Linked DNA regions of Homo sapiens: region 1 is linked to region 2. Evidence: read pairs that join two places in POLR2A ChIA-PET (ENCODE). Cell type or tissue: Panc1. All regions are shown on one strand. Each heading gives the region's core, and the rest is flanking DNA. Links, peaks and the distances in the headings are about the cores only. Region 1 overlaps LOC339298 (a long non-coding RNA gene). Region 2 has its middle 230 kb from the start of LINC01898.

Evidence for each region. ChIA-PET counts read pairs that join two places held together with the same protein. Peaks named below come from ENCODE experiments on the same cell type or tissue, not always from the same donor. Only the 100,000 strongest peaks of a DNase experiment are listed, where the experiment ranks them.
Region 1: POLR2A ChIA-PET joins it to region 2 with 20 read pairs; 2 of 35 experiments call an interaction of 5 or more read pairs at or near these places.

Annotation. Positions count from the first base shown.
Region 1 is chr18:76,123,013-76,127,413 of GRCh38, reverse strand. LOC339298 (a long non-coding RNA gene) reads right to left here. Exons shown (of 6, transcript NR_040034.1): 1 at 3,715-4,401; 2 at 3,411-3,470; 3 at 400-1,703. Among named protein-coding and RNA genes, the nearest start is that of LINC01893, 84 kb to the left of the region's middle. In Panc1, for the core only: a CTCF peak has its summit at 845 (motif pointing right); no DNase peak of the experiment used is centred there; H3K27me3 peaks cover 207 bases.
Region 2 is chr18:75,943,122-75,947,522 of GRCh38, reverse strand. No RefSeq gene overlaps it. Among named protein-coding and RNA genes, the nearest start is that of LINC01898, 230 kb to the right of the region's middle. In Panc1, for the core only: no CTCF peak of the experiment used is centred there; no DNase peak of the experiment used is centred there.

The DNA of each region.
Region 1 (4,401 bases), core at 72-4,071, 180 kb before region 2:
AAATAACTTAAACAATGTAATTGGATTGTTTGTAACTCAAAGGATAAATGCTTGAGGGGACAGATACCTCATTGGCCATGAAGGGATTATTATGCACTGCAAGCCTGAATCAAAACATTTCATGTACCCCATAAATATATACATCTACTGTGTACCCACAAAGATTAAAATAAAAAATTTTAAAGTGCATGTGTTTTCTGAAGCTTGAATACAATTGGACTATTAGAATTTTCCTAAATTCTAGAAATCTCTAGAAATTCTAGAATCTCTCTCTGTGGAGTAAGAGATTAGCACTTCTGAAAGAAGAGTTAGATGTTAATAGGTTATGTTATGCTTCCTTCATTAACGGTTTAGAATGAGGTAATTTCCCTGATAGAATGGAGAAGTCAAAATACTCGCGTTTGTACCCATCTGCTTCACTTGACCTTGACTGAGTCTTGTTACCCCTTACAGGGTCTTCATTATACAAAAGCGGGATGCACTGGTTTTTCTGTGCTCCTTTCTAGTTGTGTTACCACTTCATGAAATTCTGTCCTGATGTTTGTTCCCTTAAAGAAACCTTTGATTCACTTGGCTCTTATTCTTGTCCACCAGGTCCCTTCAGTCTCCTGAATCACGAGGCCTGTTTCTGTAGTTTTGTGGAAATAATGGAAGCCTTTGTAAACTCTTCCTCATATTGGGGTGCAAATATGGTCACCTGTTCTTATTTTAAACAATTGCCCAAGGACCTCACATGCCTCTTTAGCAGAAAGACTCACCGTATCCAAAATCCTCAGGGCATTGGACAGTCCAAAGGCAATGCCTCTGCTTCAGCCCCTGAGCAGCCACAGGATGGAGCTCTGAGTTCTTCCTGCCACACTGAGTCCCCTAGGGTGCTTGATCCTCTCCTGCCAAGCTGAGGCTGATCCCAGCTGCAGAATGCCTCTTGTCCCCAACCCTGTAAGAACCGTGTTTCTCAGAGGAAGGACTATCCTCTGCTGTCAGTGCTCTCTTCGCTCATGCATGGGGCTTGATGCTGCAGATCTCCGGGCTTCACGGTCCGTGTTGCCATACATGGCCACATTTCAGGCCTCTGGCTGGGCCTGGGCACAAGGCAGCCAGGAGAGGAGGGCATGTGTGTGCCACACCATGGGCCAGGAGGCCATTTTTTGCCCTCCCCTAGGACCCAGGACATGGACTGGACATTTGTTTTGCTGCCAAACTTTTCAAACGCAGTGCCTGAATTCACATTTTTTTTTTTAAATAGAAAATGAGACACATCTATGGAGAGGAGACTACGACCTTCATTCCTTCCAGGGGAGGCTGACTGCATCATTCTGGGTGGTGAGCTTGGTGTTACTACAATAATTTAACATCGAAGAGAAGCTCTCCAAGTGATTCAAGGGCATTCACACCTGTTCTTCCGAGATGGGTATTCCAAGGTGATTTTCTTACACCTCCCGTGTAGATAACTGTCTTCGAACTTTTGGGCACCTTCTTCCATAAGTATTTTGACGCATTGGTCTTTGACAATGCACTGTAGCATCCTTTGAGGATAGGGACTGTCTCCACTCTGTGGCCCAGAAACCTCATTAGAAAAGCTTGGAGTCAGCTGGGCTCAGTGGCTCATCCTGTAATCCCAGCACTTTGGGAGGCTAAGGCAGGTGGATTTCTTGAGCTCACAAGTTTGAGACCAGCCTGGGCAACATGGCGAAAACCCATCTCTACAAAAAAATACAAAAATTAGCTAAGCATGGTGGCACTTGCCTGTAATCCCAGCTACTTAGGAGGCTGAGGTTGGGGGATGGCTTGAGCCTGGGAGGTGGAGGTTACAGTGGGCTATGATCACACCACTACACTCCATCCTGGATGATATAGCCAGACGTTGTCAAAAAAAAAAAAAATCCTGAAGTCCCATGTCCTGTGAGCACACAGCAACCAACATCTTTGTGACCGACAGAATGACATTGTGCCATCTGTCTGAGTGAGAATTTGTTGAGTATTTATGCCCTACATTTACTGTGAGAATTAAAGAGGAAAAATGCATGTAATTCTTAGCAGAGTACTTGACATGTTTTCAGCGTTTAATAAAAATTAGCTATTATTCTTGTTGGCTATTAATTTTTATTGTAAAAGGCAACATTTTAGTTCTTGGAGAAATAAAATAAGGCATTTAATACATTCACATTAGGAAGGAGTTAGTTCTATCATGGTTAGTTGTGGTTTTGGAACAATTTGATCTCTTTACCAATAATTGTACATTTGAATGTTGAAACTATTAAAGTACAAAGATTCCAATTGGACTGGGCTGATAGATTTCTCTATCTGCTTAGAATATTTCTTTTTTTTTTTTTTTTTACCATATTAGGATGAGAGAACATGAAATAAATAATGAATTAGCAAATGACATTTTCAAGGAAAACCAACTGAAAACTTAGCAAGCTTAATTTCAGTGGATATAGGTGCAAGTTAGCTCACCTGTACAAAGAAAACAAACAAAACATAAAATGTGAAATGATTATGCTGCTTATGTGATTTGGAAAAATAACTCATAGCTGCGGTATTCTAAAAATTCAAATTTGACTTTAAAGATTGTTAAGAGGGAAGGAAGATGTGACACTAATATTTACATATTAAGTTTTGATGGAGACCATAAAAGAAACTCAGCATCAAACTTAAATGCTCATATAAAAGTCAGGCATGGTTAGATCATCTCCTTACAATCACACAGGGGCTCTAACTTGCCATCGTAAACAAAAAGGAAAACTGGGACCTATGATCTTGTCCCCAGTCGCTGATAAGCAACTTTACGTTGTCTCTTCGGATATGGGTGAACATTTAGTTGGGGAAAATGCAGAGACTGCAGGTATTACAGGGAGCTGTAATGGCGAACTTACTTTGAAGGTTTTTCATTGCTTTTTGCTTTAGGGAATGGAAGAAAGAATTTGTTGTGGTTGATGATGTTTCAGTTCAAGGATTAGCATGTACGATACTGAGTTCTATCCTACCTATAAAACCGTTAATTTTAAACTATCAAGGGGATGCACAAAAGATAAAAATGGAATATATAGGAGCTGAAAGGTAATATTGTGGAAATTTTTTTCTGTTTCTTCATCATACAAAATAGGGATTGTGATTTTATAACTAAAAAAAAATCAGTGCTATTTTCATCAGATGCTTATCAAAGGAGAAAAGTTCTTAGTTTTATCCAAAGCCAACTTTCCCCATTGTGAGGTCTCCCATCATTTTCCCCCAGGAGCTATAAATTTATATCTCATCATTGGTCATATTATGCCCTATATCTCTATTTATTATTAGTGCATACTTTAGAGTGCTGGTGAGTATTGGCACATTTTATTATGCTGATAAACAATGTTGGACTGCTAGGTAAAATGTGTTGTCAACAGTGATTTCTCTCTTCTCGTTCATACCTTTTTCATTTTATTCTGGGCTTCTAGAGATGAGACTGAAGGATGGGTCTGATTCTTCTTCTGTGTTTTTCAAGTTGATGAGTTAGGAATAGAATGGAAGAGATTATTCATTATGCAGAAATACACAAAAATATTACAAAACACATTTCTCTTCAAATATTTAGAAAGCACATTAAATAGTCATTGACTCAAAGTAAGAAAATATTCTTCTCTAAAGACATAGAATTTGGACCCTTGGACTTTCAGAAGCAACAATTCCACAGTGAGTTCAACTGATCAGGGGTATAGTCCCCCAGGCACTTACCTAGGGTCCAGGAGACTGAGGGTCAGCAGAACCAGAAAAGCTCAGGTACTTTAGACGTCAATCACCCACAAAGGTTTAAGGCTCCCTCCACAGTCCAGTGAATTTCACAACCCTGAAGCAACTCGTGGGGGGAAATACAATGTAGCCACGTGAAGTTTCTGAATGTCCAGTTGAAGGGAATACTTAGTATCTTCAAGTTTTTAAATTAAACTGTTGGGTTTGCCTTGGTTCAGGTTTACCGTTTTCATTACATTTGTTGTACATGGTCAGATGATTGCCAAAGCATAATATGGCTTTCTAGGTTTTAGGGATAGTTTTCTGTTAGGATATTTGTAACGCTAGTCAATTTAGAGGCAGTCTCAACTTGAGAGGCAAAAGTGTGATACAATGTTATTTATGTATTTTAATGGCTTTTGCTCAAAGCATGACCTCGAATCTATCCTTCTAGCTGTGTAGGCTCCTGTAACACATCTCAGCCCAGTTTCATCATTTTCAGCCTCTTTAAGTTATGAAAACAATCTCATTTTGCTTTTTTGCTTCTCCTGCCTTTCTCAAAGTTCCTGCAAGTTAGATTTGCTTCTCGAGAAGTTTTGAGATGAGCAGGGCATGTGCGGGCCCCTCATCTCTCTCTCTCTCTCTCTCTCTCTCTCTGTCTTGTTTTCACCCCTCCAGTGTTGTATCAGTTGA
Region 2 (4,401 bases), core at 72-4,071:
ATTGATACCACATATTCATTAAAGGAAAGGGAAATTTTGATCAAGGAATGTTATTCACACTCAGAGTTGCTGTCAGTCTTCTGAATAGCAATGTTTATAATTAAAAAATATTTCTAGTAGTTCTTCAGGATAAACGCAACCTTAACTTTTGAAATTAATTGTCGAATATTTATTGAGGATCTACTATGCATAAGGAATTTTGTGATGAGTCAATGATTAAGACATAGTCCTTGCTTAAGGAGTTAAACTGTAAAAATGGAGAACTATTTTAAAAAGTGGAATGTTACAAGTGATATAAAATAGTTACAAACGTGCTGCAAGAGGCCATAGAAGGATGAGCCAATTTCCAGCCAGAAAGACCTCAAAAGTACCATGCGGGAAGACAATGAGCTGGGCTTAGCAAATAGGTGTCATTTGGAGATGCAACAATTGCTTGTTGGCAGGTGTCAGATTATACCTGGATTCAAATAGCAGGGAATGAGAACATTAAACTACCTGGATTTGTGGTGCACACACAGGGTACCAAATAAAAGCTACTCAAAGCATGGTGCAAGGATGGGTCGTCAGTTTGTTCAAAGAGCAAAGTGTTTAAAGTGATTTCTAGAAAATGGAATGAGAAGGTCTTGGAGAAAAGCAATTGTTAAGAACAAGGTAGATTTAATTAGAAAAAACTTTTTGACAAAACAATAAATCAAAAATAAATACACAAACCAAGTTGTCAGCAGTCTCACCCAGCCCAGGTCCTCACCCTTGGCAAAGAGTCCCCATAAATAGGGTGCGAGCACCCAGTGGAGGGGCTACTCCTGCTGAGAGGAAGCTGAGCTGCACACCAGAAGTTTCTGTCCACAGACAGTGGAAGAGAAAGAAGACCAGGAAGCAAGAGCCCGAGTGCTTGTCATTCCACTTCCCCTGCATAGTCGCTAGGGAGAAAGCACTGCAGTGCTCTAAACCAAACATTTAAAAACATATTAACTTATTAATAACAATAACTAATATTAATAAGCATGTATATAGCCCTCTTTGTCTTCAAAGCACTTTATGAACATTAGCTAATCAATTAACAATGGCCTCTTTCTGATACTAATCTTCAGTCTGAACACAGAGACCCCTGGGGACATCAGGGGGGATGCTGGCCTAGTCCTGAGGTGGCTGCGGTCATCAGAGGCAGGGCCTGGGCCTCCTGGCCTCCAGGTGGCACACTGTCCAATTGCAATAGTTCTGCTTCCTACAGCAAATCTCAGAAAAACGCCTGTGTATTTCTTTCCTCTCTTCTTTTTTTTTTTTTTTTTTTTAATGTTCCCTTATGACTTTTGGGTAGAGAAAACCAGACTCATTTTCCCTCTGGGGTTCTATTTGTTCTTTCTGTGTTATTGTTTCTGATATAAGCAAATAAACCAACAAGACTCCAACGTATTTCTTTGTTACTCCTTTTATTTACTGTTGACGGAGAGACTTAATTAGATTGCTGTCTTTCCTCTAGGACTCCGTGTCCATGGGGCGTGGACCAGAAGCTGTGCAGACTGCCGTGTCTAGGGAGGGACTCGATCCACTAGAGGGACGTCAAATTTACCAGGGGTAGCGAGAGCCCTTTGGATGTGTCTGCTTAAGGATGTAGAATTTACACGGATCCCCTGACCCCAAGTGCATCTGCAGTGCATGGGGACATGAGCCTCCCCTGCTGGGGTGTATGCCTGGTCCCTTTGGGATTCCCTGGGTTTCACAGTGCCTGGTGCAGAGTGCTGCTCAGGAACATTTGGATTTCCCTGGGTGCTTGAGAATGTTTGCATTTATTTTGCAATGATCTTAGAGCAGAGTGCTGAAATAAGATCCTCAAGAAATCTCACCACTCTGCTCAGTCCCTTCAAGGCTTTTGAAGCTGCCTTCCGGCGAGTCACAGTGGAGCTGCTGTGGGGGTTCCTGCCCTGCTTCACGATGGGCTTCTAGTTCTGGTGGGCATTGCTGGTCTGTCATGCAGGGAAGGGAATGGAGCCCTGGGCTGTGCAGCCACATCTGGCCTGATGCTTAAGGCTGATCACACACTGAACATTGCCATGACAAAGCTGTGTCCCCACCCTTTCCCTGTTGATCTCCCATCAGTCATTAGTAAGTGGTCATGTTAGACAAGGCCTTTGGGCATTTTTCCAATACAAAGTCGCTTAGCATTAGAATTGCAGGATATTTTTTGGCTTCTCTACAAGCCTTTATCCAACCCATTTGAAAACTTACCTTGAATCATGGCAGATTCTGTAGATAGCTATAGCTTTGACCTTTTATCTCCATCTCTACAAGGTATCAGGAACAATTGTGCCATTTAACATAAGCATTTTCTGTTTTAGTAGGTCTCATGGAAATTTACTAAATGAGTAAAATGAGGTAGTATTTTTTGTTGTTTGTTTTTTACAATTTAAGAGTAAAAATGCATTTTTTTTGAGATGGGGTCTCACTCTGTTGCCCAGGCTGAAGTGCAGTGGTGTGATCATGGCTCATGGCTCACTGTACCCCTGACCTCCTACCTCCTAGGCCTTGGGTAATCCTTCCACCTCAGCCTCCCGAGTAGCTGGGACTACAGGTGCATGCCACCACGCCCTGCTAATTGCTATATCTTTTGTAGAGATAGGGCTTCACTATGTTGCCCAGGCTAGTCTTGAACTCCTAAACTCAAGCAGTCTGCCCACCTTGGCCTCCCAAAGTGCTAGGATTACAGGCATGAGCCACCATGCCCAGCCTGCATTTTTATTATTGTTCCAACATTGATGTTTTTACAGTCTAATATAAACAATGTTATCTTCTAGTCTTAATTTACATTTCAGAGGAAAATGTGCCTGAAGAATTAAGTATATGCAATCCTCAAATTTAAGAGATAAGCATTTTGGAAATTTGAAACATGTGAATTGGTGATTTTAATCTAATTCCCAGTTTTTTTTTTCCCAAGAGGAATGAGGACATCCACTAACAACCCTCTGCCCATTAGAGGCAGCAGGCCAGAGAGGAGGAACTCGGGTAGGTGTTTCCTTCCCCAGCCCACCCAGACACTCTGTGCGTATGTGTTTTTAACTATCTTTTCTGATCTGTGTCTCATAAATACATTAGTTGCTGAGATAGTGATCATTTCTTTGGAAAAAAATGCACATCTCATAATGGAAACAGTCTAGTATAAAACCAAAGGTCAGAATCATTGTGACCGATTGTTTCAGAATAAAGTGCAAGTCCCTTAAAGAGAAATGGAAGTTGACAGGAAGAATAAGAGAACACAAGGCATCTTGGGGCTCATTTGCTTGTCTTCTGCACTGACACAGACTTGCAGTTATTCCTGCCACGTTGGAAGGTGCACTCACTGCTCATCACCAGAGAAAGCCACTACGGAAGACAAGCATTTGCAAGTCCATGTTCCATTTGGAATAAGCCCCACATAGAGGCAGATTGCAGGGTCTGGGTCTATTACACCTGGACCACCCAGGGAGACTGAAGGTGTGGAGTTGTATGCAAATGTTTCACTTCGTTCTGCTTTGACTTACATTGCCTTAAATATAGAAAGAAGAGTCTTGAAATCCAACTGAAACTTGCATGATGTTTCAAGAAGAAAAATTATCGTTTCTAGGAACACAGAATAAGTCCGCATTTGGCTTCTTATGTTTTTCTTAATAAAATGATGTAAAAATTTTCCAGAACAGAGTGAAAAAATATAGATTAAATATAAAAGCCTTCAACAGTTAAGGAACACAAAAATTTGTACCCTCTGAATGAATATTTTAATTACATTACATTTCCTTTTAATATCTTTCCATGGGAAACTCCACATGTATTCAGAAATATACTTTAGTTTAATCATGCAGAATATGAGCCAAAATTCTATTGTCTAGTTTTCCAATTGGTTTGCCATTTACCTCAACCCTATAACATTAGTAACTTACACACATACACACACGCACACACTAAATATGTAAATATATGTCTAGATGTCATATATATGCACCTACACACAAATATATGTAAACATTTATAATATGTATCTGCAGATTCATATATATGTATATGTTTGTAATATTTCCGTGACAATTTCAACTTTTATATAACATTATATGTTTGTCTTAGCTCCTAATTCTATTTTAGGTATTTTGAATATAGAGAAAGACACTTCAAATACTTGTAATTTTTCATGATGCCTAAAATAATGACCTACTAATTTTGCAGTTACCAATTTGAGACTCACTCCATAACTCTAAAACGGTAGTTGGCTAATAGGTTTATGAGACACTTAAAATGGCAGTTGGTTAATAGATTAATGAGATTTTTTAAAAAAAATACAAGGATGAAAATGAGTAAGACTGTATCAAAATGTTAGATGTACTAATTTGATTTTATCTGAAAAAGAATCTCTGAAGGATGGAAGAGAAGTGAAGC